Regions from separate parts of the Homo sapiens genome. Here region 1 is linked to region 2. The links are chromatin contacts, found by Hi-C or POLR2A ChIA-PET in ENCODE. All regions are on one chromosome and are shown on one strand. The core of a region is the stretch at or near the end of the contact, and the rest is flanking DNA. Distances in the headings are between cores, read along the strand shown.

Region 1 (4,492 bases), core at 1,347-3,846, 52 kb before region 2:
TTATTGTGGGTTTCCTGGGAACGGGCACTCTTCTATGCACTTTACATACAGTAATGTATCTAATCATGCCCTGCTCATCCTATGCATTAAGTGCTATGATCTCACTCGACAGCAGAGGAAGGAGAGGGGAAGCCACTTGCCTGGGATCCTGCAGCTCATGAGGGGCAGAGCTGGGGTTTGAGGACATGAGGTTCAAATCCAGAATCCACATCCTGACCCATGGCAGGAGACCACCCTACTTGCTGTTGGCCATCACTACTGCCAGGCAGCAGCCAGCCCACCAGAGCCTGGCCCTGGTGGCAACCAGTTAGCCTCTGTGACCTCCCCATCTGACTCCATCTTCCCCCTCTGCTGTGGACCTTGTCTAATTTCTACCCACTTCAGAGACTAGGACAAAGATGGCATCTCCAAGGCATTCTCTTCTCCAAGCTGAAGACCCCTGTGTCTGGGAGGGGCTGGGAGGTGAGGTGGGGCCTTCCTGGAGGATACTAAAAGGGCTCCTAACCCTGGTGTCTCTTCCCTCCCAGCCTGTCCCTCTTATGCCACTCATGGCATCAATCCGTCCAGAGGGACACTCCGATGACTCACCCACCACAGCACTTTCACTTCCTTCTTCTCCAGAGGAGGCGTCTGACCTGCTGCAGCTGCACTGAAGGGCCTCTTCTCAGGGGCTTCCAAGGCTATAGGGGGCGGCCAGGGGCCCTGCTGCAGCCTTGAGGTCCAGGCCTGGGGCCTAGAGTGCTGCCTCTGTAGGGAGCAGAGTGACCGGAGGGGCTTTGGGCCTCCTTGCTAGAGACTGGCTTCAGCTGAACCCTGTCCAAATTGTCAGTCACCCTCAACACCCATGCAGGGTTGGCACACAGGGAGATGGACCTTGAGTTTTTTTTTGAGACAGAGTCTCACTCTGTCGCCTAGGCTGCAGTGCAGTGCAGTGGTGCGATCACAGTTCACTGCAGTCTCCACTAACGGGGCTCAAGCAATTCTCCCACCTCAGCCTCTCGAGTAGCTGGGATGACAGGTGCATGCCACAACGCCCAGTTAATTTTTGTAGAGATGGGGTTTTACCATGTTGCCCAGGCTGGTCTTGAACTCCTGGGCCCAAGCGATCCGCCCACCTCAGCCTCCAAAAGTATTGGGATTACAAGGGTGAGCCACCATACCCAGCTGACCTGGAGTTTTAAAGCTGGAGTTGTATCTCTCATACTTCCTGATGGCATTGAAGGGACCCATATTCATTCATTCACTCATTCATTTACTCCTTTATTCCCTCATGTAACAAATCTGTCCTGGGCTTCTATATACCAAGCAGTCCCTAGGGTACCAAGAAACCAGGGCTCGCCCTCTGCCCATGAGGAGCTCATGGCCCATCTATGGGTGGGGGTTGTGGGAGTGGCGGGTAGCAGGGCGGATCCATAAATAGAAAACCCCGGTACAGTGAAAGCGGGCCTTGGAGAGGGCTGGGGAAGCCCAGGCAGTGCAGTGGTTGTGGTTAAGTCACAGGGCACCGCAGGGTGGACCTAGGATTTGTGAAGTCTGAAGCTTTTCAATTTTGGAAGCCCCATCTGTAGAAACAGAATACAAAATTAGATTCAAAAGCATTTATTTAGAAGGAGAAAACAAAACCCAAGACAGTATCAAGGGCTTGGAGATACTTCTGAGATCCCTTCACACAGTTTACCAGAAATGTTTACATGGAAATGCTTCCTCATTACAAGCTGGTTTCCCTCTCTCCCTAGAGTACTCTATAGCTCCCAGCTACTCCAGGGGTGCTGGGAAGGGCAAGGCTGAAAATGAAGCTTTGCTAGGGTCACAATGCAGCCTCCTTGGAGCAGGCAAGTTGCACAACACTGATCCCATCCCAGTCTCAGAGGATAGTGCATGGTTCAATGACCTAGCTGTGGAGTCAGACCTGGGTCACACTCCCCACTCAGCCATTTTCTGACTATGCCACCTTGGGGAAGTTGCTCATCTCTGAGCCTTGGTTCACTCGTCTGTAACATGAAGCTATTGATAGAACCACACATTGTGTTTTTGTAAACATTCAATGAGATCATCCATGCAGAGCAGTTCATAAACATGAAGCACTGGATGAACGCCACTGTCACAGTGAATGCCACTATTCATGATGAAGGTCTGTGGCTGTCTTGTCCTGCCTCTCTCTCTCTCTCTCTCTCTCTCTGTGTGTGTGTGTGTGTGTGTGTGTGTGTGTGTGTGTGTGTGTGGTGGGTGGTCAGGGAAGGCTTCCCAGAAGAGGTGACATTGGTGTTGGGCCCTAAAGGAAAATGTAGAGAAGGGCATTCCAGGCAAAGAGAATGGTGCATGAAGTGACTGGTGTCTTGAGGAAGGGAAGAAGCCCAGCCAGCCAGGAGCAACCTAGAGGGATTCTCTAGCCTCTGGGTGGCCATATTAGGGCTGGGCCTGAGCTTCCCAGGCCCTCCTGGTTGCAGCCCCAAGGCTGCAGCCTGGCAGAGGCCAACTGTTGTGTCTGGGTGGGTGGGGGGTGCCCAGCTTGGTCTCTGCTATGCTGGCAGAAGTTTCAGCCTCTCACCTCTCTGCCTCCCCTGTTTCCGGTCCTCCACTTCCTTCCCCTCCACAGACCACAGAGGCGTTTCAGAGGAAGCTGCTACTTATTTTAGCAGTAATCCCCGGACACCCCCACCCACAGCTGCCCCTGGCCCCCTTACAAGGCACCAAGTCACCCTCTGAGCCCCAGCCCACGGCACTCATAAGTGAGGAACAGGCCCTGTCCCCGGGCCAGCCCTGTGCACCCCTTCCCCACAGCACAACAGGGAGCCTTGAAGCTGGGAGATGTGGCTCCAAGTCCGGCTGTGACACTAACTTACTGTATGATCTCCTGAAGTCCCTTCGCCCTGCCAGGCCATGTCCCCATCTGTGACATGAGGCCCAACGGTGGACAGGCCCCGACCTCTGGGCAGAGTATGGGAGTGGGGTAAACATGGGTGCTCTGCCACCCTGCCCCTGGTCTTTCATCCCAGCTAGAAGGATCTGAGAGAGAGTCTTGGGGTAGACTGGAGTGGGGAGCCTGAAGACAAAAGAATCAAATTCAAACTTACCTATGAAAGTGAATTTGTATTCCAAAAGGGCCTGTGCAAGTGAGGAGCCCCAAAGCCGATGCTTTCACAGTGCTATGGCAAACCTGCCTTTAGACAGTGTCCTCAAGTCCTCAGGAGACGGTGGAGAAACTGAGGCTCAGGGAGCGGATGCCACAGGCCCAACACGGTCACATAGCTGGTGAATGGCAGACCAGGATTTGAACCCACGTTTGTTAAAAATCAATGTCCGACTGGGCGCAGTGGCTCATTTCTGGAATCCCAGCACTTTGGGAGGCTGAGGCGGGCGAATCATGAGGTCAGGAGTTCGAGACCAGCCTGGCAAACATGGTGAAACCCCGTCTTTATAAAAATACAAAAATTAGCCGGCGTGGTGGCGGGCCCCTGTAATCCCAGCTACTCGGGAGACTGAGGCAGGAGAATTGCTTGAACCTGGGAGGCAAAGGTTGCAGTGAGGCGAGATCACACCACGGCACTCTGTCTTAAGGAAAAAAAAAAAAAGGTCCATGTTTCATCCACTACCTGCGACAGCCTCTGGAGAGCTACCCCTGGGTGGGGAGAACGTCAGGGAGGCAGAAAGAGAGACAGAGAGAGACAGAGAGACAGAGAGGGCCTGCAGCAGCATGGTGCAGGAGAGGACACAGGCACTGTGGTCACAGACCTGGACTCAGGTCCTGGCTGTGCCCTGTCTAGCTGTGTGACCCTTCCCGGGCCTCAGTGTCCTCATCTGTAAAACAGGGTGACACAGGGCAGTTGTAGGTGCCCCATAGAAGCTGGCACTGCTTTCACTTGGGTCTTCCAAGTCCATTCAGAACCATATTGATGAGAATAACATGTGTCCGATGCTTCCCTAGTGCCAGGCATTGCTCCAAGTATAGCAGTCTAAACACATTCACTCATCAGACCCTCCCCAGGACAGGATGAAGTGGATGCCATTATCCCCCCATGATTCATGTGAGGAAACTGAGGCACCGCATCCACGCTGGGCTCTGTGTTGGGCACTGGGGGTACAGCTGTGACACAGACATGCTCTTTGTTCTTGAGGAGCCCATGGCTGGTGGGGGACAGATGTGTCAGCATCTATGTTGTTGTAACACCAGATGGCTGCCAGTAAGGGTCATGTTTGGGGTTCAAGGGAAGCCCCCAGGGACTGGGGGGGAGGAAGGGATTCCTTTTGACTGGAAAGCTTGGTGCACAAGATGGTATTTGAGTGGAGCCCAAACAGGCACCTAAAGGAATTTTTCAGGTTGGTTGTAGCTGAAGGCCTTTCCAGGCAGGAGGAGCAGCACATGCAGAATCAAGGAGGTTGGGGGATGTTTGTGGGGAAGGGAAAGGAGCCCTGAGTTTGTGAATCTGGCATGTGGCCAGGAGTAGTACACGTGTCCGCCGTCCACAGGCAGATGTGTCCACCCTCAGGTCTG
Region 2 (4,268 bases), core at 90-2,589:
TTTTTTAAAAAAGATTCATTATAAAACTCCGGTAGTCAAAACAGTTGGTGTTAGAGGAATGATAGATACAAAGAGCAATGGAACAGAGTAGAGTTCTGAAATAGACCTACCTATACATGGTCAGTTGATTTTCAACAAATATGCAAGGCAGTTAAACTCAGAAAGGATAGTCTTTTCAATAAACAGTACTGAAACAATTGCATATCCATATGGAAAAAAATGAACCTCCATCCATACTGTTCACCATACTCAAAATGAATCATAGGTGTAAGTGTAAAACCTAATACTATAAAACTTCTAGAAGAAAACTATGCAGAAATCTTTGTTACCTTGGATGAGCAAAGTTCTCTCAGCTATGACACCAAAAGCATGATCCATGAGAGAAACAAAAAACGAAAAATTGAACTTCACCAAAATTAAGAACTCCTCCTTTTTTAAAGACACTATTGGTTTGTTTGTTTGTTTGTTTGTTTGTTGTTTTTTGAGGCAGGGTCTCACTCTGTAGCCCAGGCTGGAGTGCAGTAGCAAGATCTCGGCTCACTGCGACCTCTGCCTCCCAGGTTCAAGCAGCCCTCCTGCCTCAGCCTCCCTAGTAGCTGGGACTACAGGTGTGTGCCACCACGCCTGGCTAATTTTTGTAGTTTTAGTAGAGACAGGATTTCCACATGTTGGCCAGGCTTGTCTTGAACTCCTGACCTCAGGTAATCCACCCACCTTGGCCTCCCAAAGTGTTGGGATTACAGGCTTGAGCCACCATGCCTGGCCTAAAGACACTATTGAAAGAATGAAAAGACAACCACAGACTGAGAAAAAATATTTTCAGCTTGTATATCTTACAAAGGATTTGTATCCAGGATAAGAAGGAACTCCCAAAGTTTAATAATGAGAAAACACACAACCTAATAAAAATATGGTCTCAAGATTTGAATAAATGGGAGATAATATACCAAACAAATTGTTTCAGCTCTTTATTGCTGAGTACCAAATAACTCCCAAACACGTAGTAGTGGAAAACAGTAACGATTTCTTATTTCTCAGTACTGTATGGGTCAAGATTTCTGTCAGGGCTGGGCTGGGCTGGGCTGTCCTTCTGCTCCATGTGGACTCATCTGGTGACCCTCACATGGTTGTATTCAGTATGTGGCTGGGCTGGAAGGTCCAAGAAGCTTTACTTACATTTGGCACCTGCTCCAATATGAAGGCTCTCTCCACACCATGTCCCATCACTCAGTCTTGCGTGAATGTCTGTACTTCGTGGCAGTAGTGTTGCCAAAGCACGATGTTGAAAACTCCTGGAACTGCTTAAGGGCTAGGCAAGGAATTGGCACCGTGTCACTTCTGCTACATTCTGTAAGCCAAAGCAAGTCACGAGGCCAGCCTGGATTTCAGGTCAAGGGAATTAGACTCCACTTCTGCAGGCAGATGCACTTATAGGGACAAGAAGAATTGTTGGCAACCATATTTGGAAACTCTACCACACAAATGATAACAATCAGAAGGTAGTATTTGTACAAACGTAGAAAAATTAATTTGGGTAAAACTTATTAAAGGAGAAAATATGACAAACCACCAGAAAAATAAAACAACTGAATTATGTAATTTTACCATGACTTAAAAATACACAAAGCAAATACTGATTGAAAAGAAATGAGAAATAAATAAATCCCCAAAATGATGGTATGTTTTAGTATCCACCTCTCTCAGAAATGACATAAAAAATAAATAAATTGAAAATAAGTAAATAAGGATACAGGGAGTTGAATGGCACACTAAACAAGTTTAATTTATAAGACAGATGATAGATGTAATTTTCTACCCATGAAACAGAAAATAGATACTCTTTTCAACCATCCATGAAACAAAATGCTGACTGTATTATCCCTTAAAATAAATCTTAACACATATCATAAATTATATAGGTCACTTCCTCTGAGTTTGATGAGATGGAAGTAGAAATAAACAACATCAAAATTAACTCTTAGTCCAGAAATTTTTTTAAACTGAAACTGTTGAGAAAATAGCAATATTTAGAAATGAGTGGTAGCATTCCACATCCAGCAAAGTCTGAATAGCTTGTTTTGGATCAGCCCTCCCACTGAGAAAAAACAACCAGAAAATCTGGATTAAAAACTACGTTTGAAGGCATTGGAGAGCTACCAAGATAGTGTAAGTTTAGGGCCAAGATCTGGAGTGGGAGAAAATATAAGATAGGTGAGCCCAGTATTTGGCAGCAAATTTCCACTCAAGGGACTTGCTAATTTAAAAATTGAAGTAACAGTTTGGAGGCCAAGAAGCTGAGCAGAAATTTCAGCAGTCTCAGAGGCTAGGGGACAAAAATTGGAGTTGAGGATCTGTGAAAGATGGGGAACCAGGTAAACATTCCCAGCTTCCTTTGAATGAACCCTGGAAATAGATCAGCCCTCACAAGGATGAAGTCCAACTTTGAATCATCTCAATTCCTCCCCAATTGGAATAAGATGAGCTGCCTCTAGCTTATCCGTCTGCCAAAAGCAAAAGAACATCCTCTCTGGAGAAAGATCACATCATCCACAGCTTCAAATTATTTCTATAATTTTTTCATACACAATGCCCAGCACTCAATCAATAAAAACCAGGTCCACAAAAGACAAGCTTTGATTGAAAACCAAGAGAATAAAAAGCAGGTAAAAATAGGTTCGACTTTTGCCAAGAGCTGAGTAGTTTGAATCTCTATCAAACCAATCCTGCCTCAGATGACAACCATAGACTCTTGCAAAATATAGTAAACAAATATCTGAAAGCCACAGAGAGCAACCAACAAGCAGGCAGAAACTGAAGGGAAAAGACATTTGAAAGAAGGGAGAGGCACCGGGTGATCTGCATATTTCAACAGCTCTTTGCACAAAAGAAAAGAAAAGCATAATCTGCCCTCTGTGGAGTTACTAAAACTTGGATAGAAAATCCAGTCTTGGCCGGTTACAGTGGCTCATGCCTGTAATCCCAGCACTTTGGGAGGCCAAGGTGGGCAGATCACTTGAGGTTAGGAGTTCGAGACCAGCCTGGCCAACATGGTGAAACCCTGTCACTAATAAAAATACAAAAATTTAGCCAGGCATGGTGGCACACGCCTGTAATCCCAGCTACTCAGAAGGCTGAGGCAGGAGAACTGCTTGAACCCAGGAGGCAGAGGTTGCAGTAAGCTGAGATCGTGCCATTGTACTCCAGCCTGGGCAACAGAGTAAGACTCCATCTCAAAAAAAAATAAAAAGAAAGAAAAAAAGAAAAAAGAAAATCCAGTCTTATTCACATAAGAATCAAAAGACAGAGTTTCCACTGTAGCTGGAAATTGAGGGAGTAACTCCCAGAAAGGAGAGAACTAGGTAAGGGGAGCCCCAAATTCTATGTGTAAACTATGCCCAAGTCTCTGGATGCCTCCTGAACCAGCATCCACTGGGCAGGTTCCAAACAATGCATCCAAGACTAAAATAACTGAGCTGACATTTCAGCTGCCACCCACCACAGAGGAGACAGAATTTACAGTTTGGGTTCAGCCAAGGCAATTGTTTATTTAAAAAAATACAAAACAACAAAAACAGCACTTTTAAGAGACACATACTAGAATCCAAAGTTTCTACAGCTTATCACTCACAAAGTCCAGGATATAATCCCAAGCTACTTGGTACATAAGAAAAAAGAAAACATGACCCATTCTAGAAGAAAAAATAATTCATGGAGAATGCCCTTAAGATGACCCAGATGTTGGAATCAGCAGAAAAGTGTTTTAAGACAGCTATTTTAACTATGCTCCATATCATAAAGGAAAATACACTTATAATGAATAAAATGTAGGAAATAGGCTGGGTGCAGTGGCTCATGCCTCTAATCCCAACACTTTGGGAGTCCATGGCAGGTGGATGACTTGAGACCAGGGGCTCAAGACCAGCCTTCCAACATGGTGAAACCCCATCTCTACTAAAAATACAAAAATTAGCTGAGTGCGATGGTGCACACCGGTAGCACAGCTACTTGGGAGGCTGAAGCATGAGAATCGCTTGAACCTGGGAGGCAGAGGTTGCAGTGAGCCGAGATCACACCACTGCACTCCACACTCCAGCCTGGGTGATAGAGCAAAACTCAAAAAAAAAAAAAAGAAAAAGAAAAGAAAAAAAGAACGAAATAGAAGTTGTATAACTGAAAAATACAATATCTGAAGTAAAAAATGTACTGGGAACTTATTGAAGATGAGCGAAAAGGAGAAAAGTCAGTGAATTTGAAGATAAATCAATGGG

What was found. Hi-C counts contacts between places; a loop is a spot of excess contacts on that map. ChIA-PET counts read pairs that join two places held with the same protein, here RNA polymerase II (POLR2A). Pooled maps may share reads with other maps.
Region 1: a loop to region 2 is called in a map of heart left ventricle, with 1.9 times the contacts of the local background. The contact joins two enhancer-like sites. A Hi-C loop is called at or near these places in 1 of 168 maps with a recorded cell type or tissue (heart left ventricle) and 5 of 50 pooled maps. POLR2A ChIA-PET finds 5 or more read pairs at or near these places in 2 of 52 experiments (B cell and BJ).

The regions. Positions count from the first base shown.
Region 1 is chr9:124,214,980-124,219,471 of GRCh38, reverse strand. No RefSeq gene overlaps it. Among named protein-coding and RNA genes, the nearest start is that of NEK6, 41 kb to the left of the region's middle. RefSeq lists enhancers at 363-722, 1,293-1,452, 2,362-2,441. Within about 2 kb of position 2,596, at least 16 of the 41 ENCODE cell types and tissues checked have a DNase peak (open chromatin) inside an H3K27ac peak, as active enhancers do.
Region 2 is chr9:124,162,027-124,166,294 of GRCh38, reverse strand. No RefSeq gene overlaps it. Among named protein-coding and RNA genes, the nearest start is that of NEK6, 94 kb to the left of the region's middle. Within about 2 kb of position 1,339, at least 3 of the 41 ENCODE cell types and tissues checked have a DNase peak (open chromatin) inside an H3K27ac peak, as active enhancers do.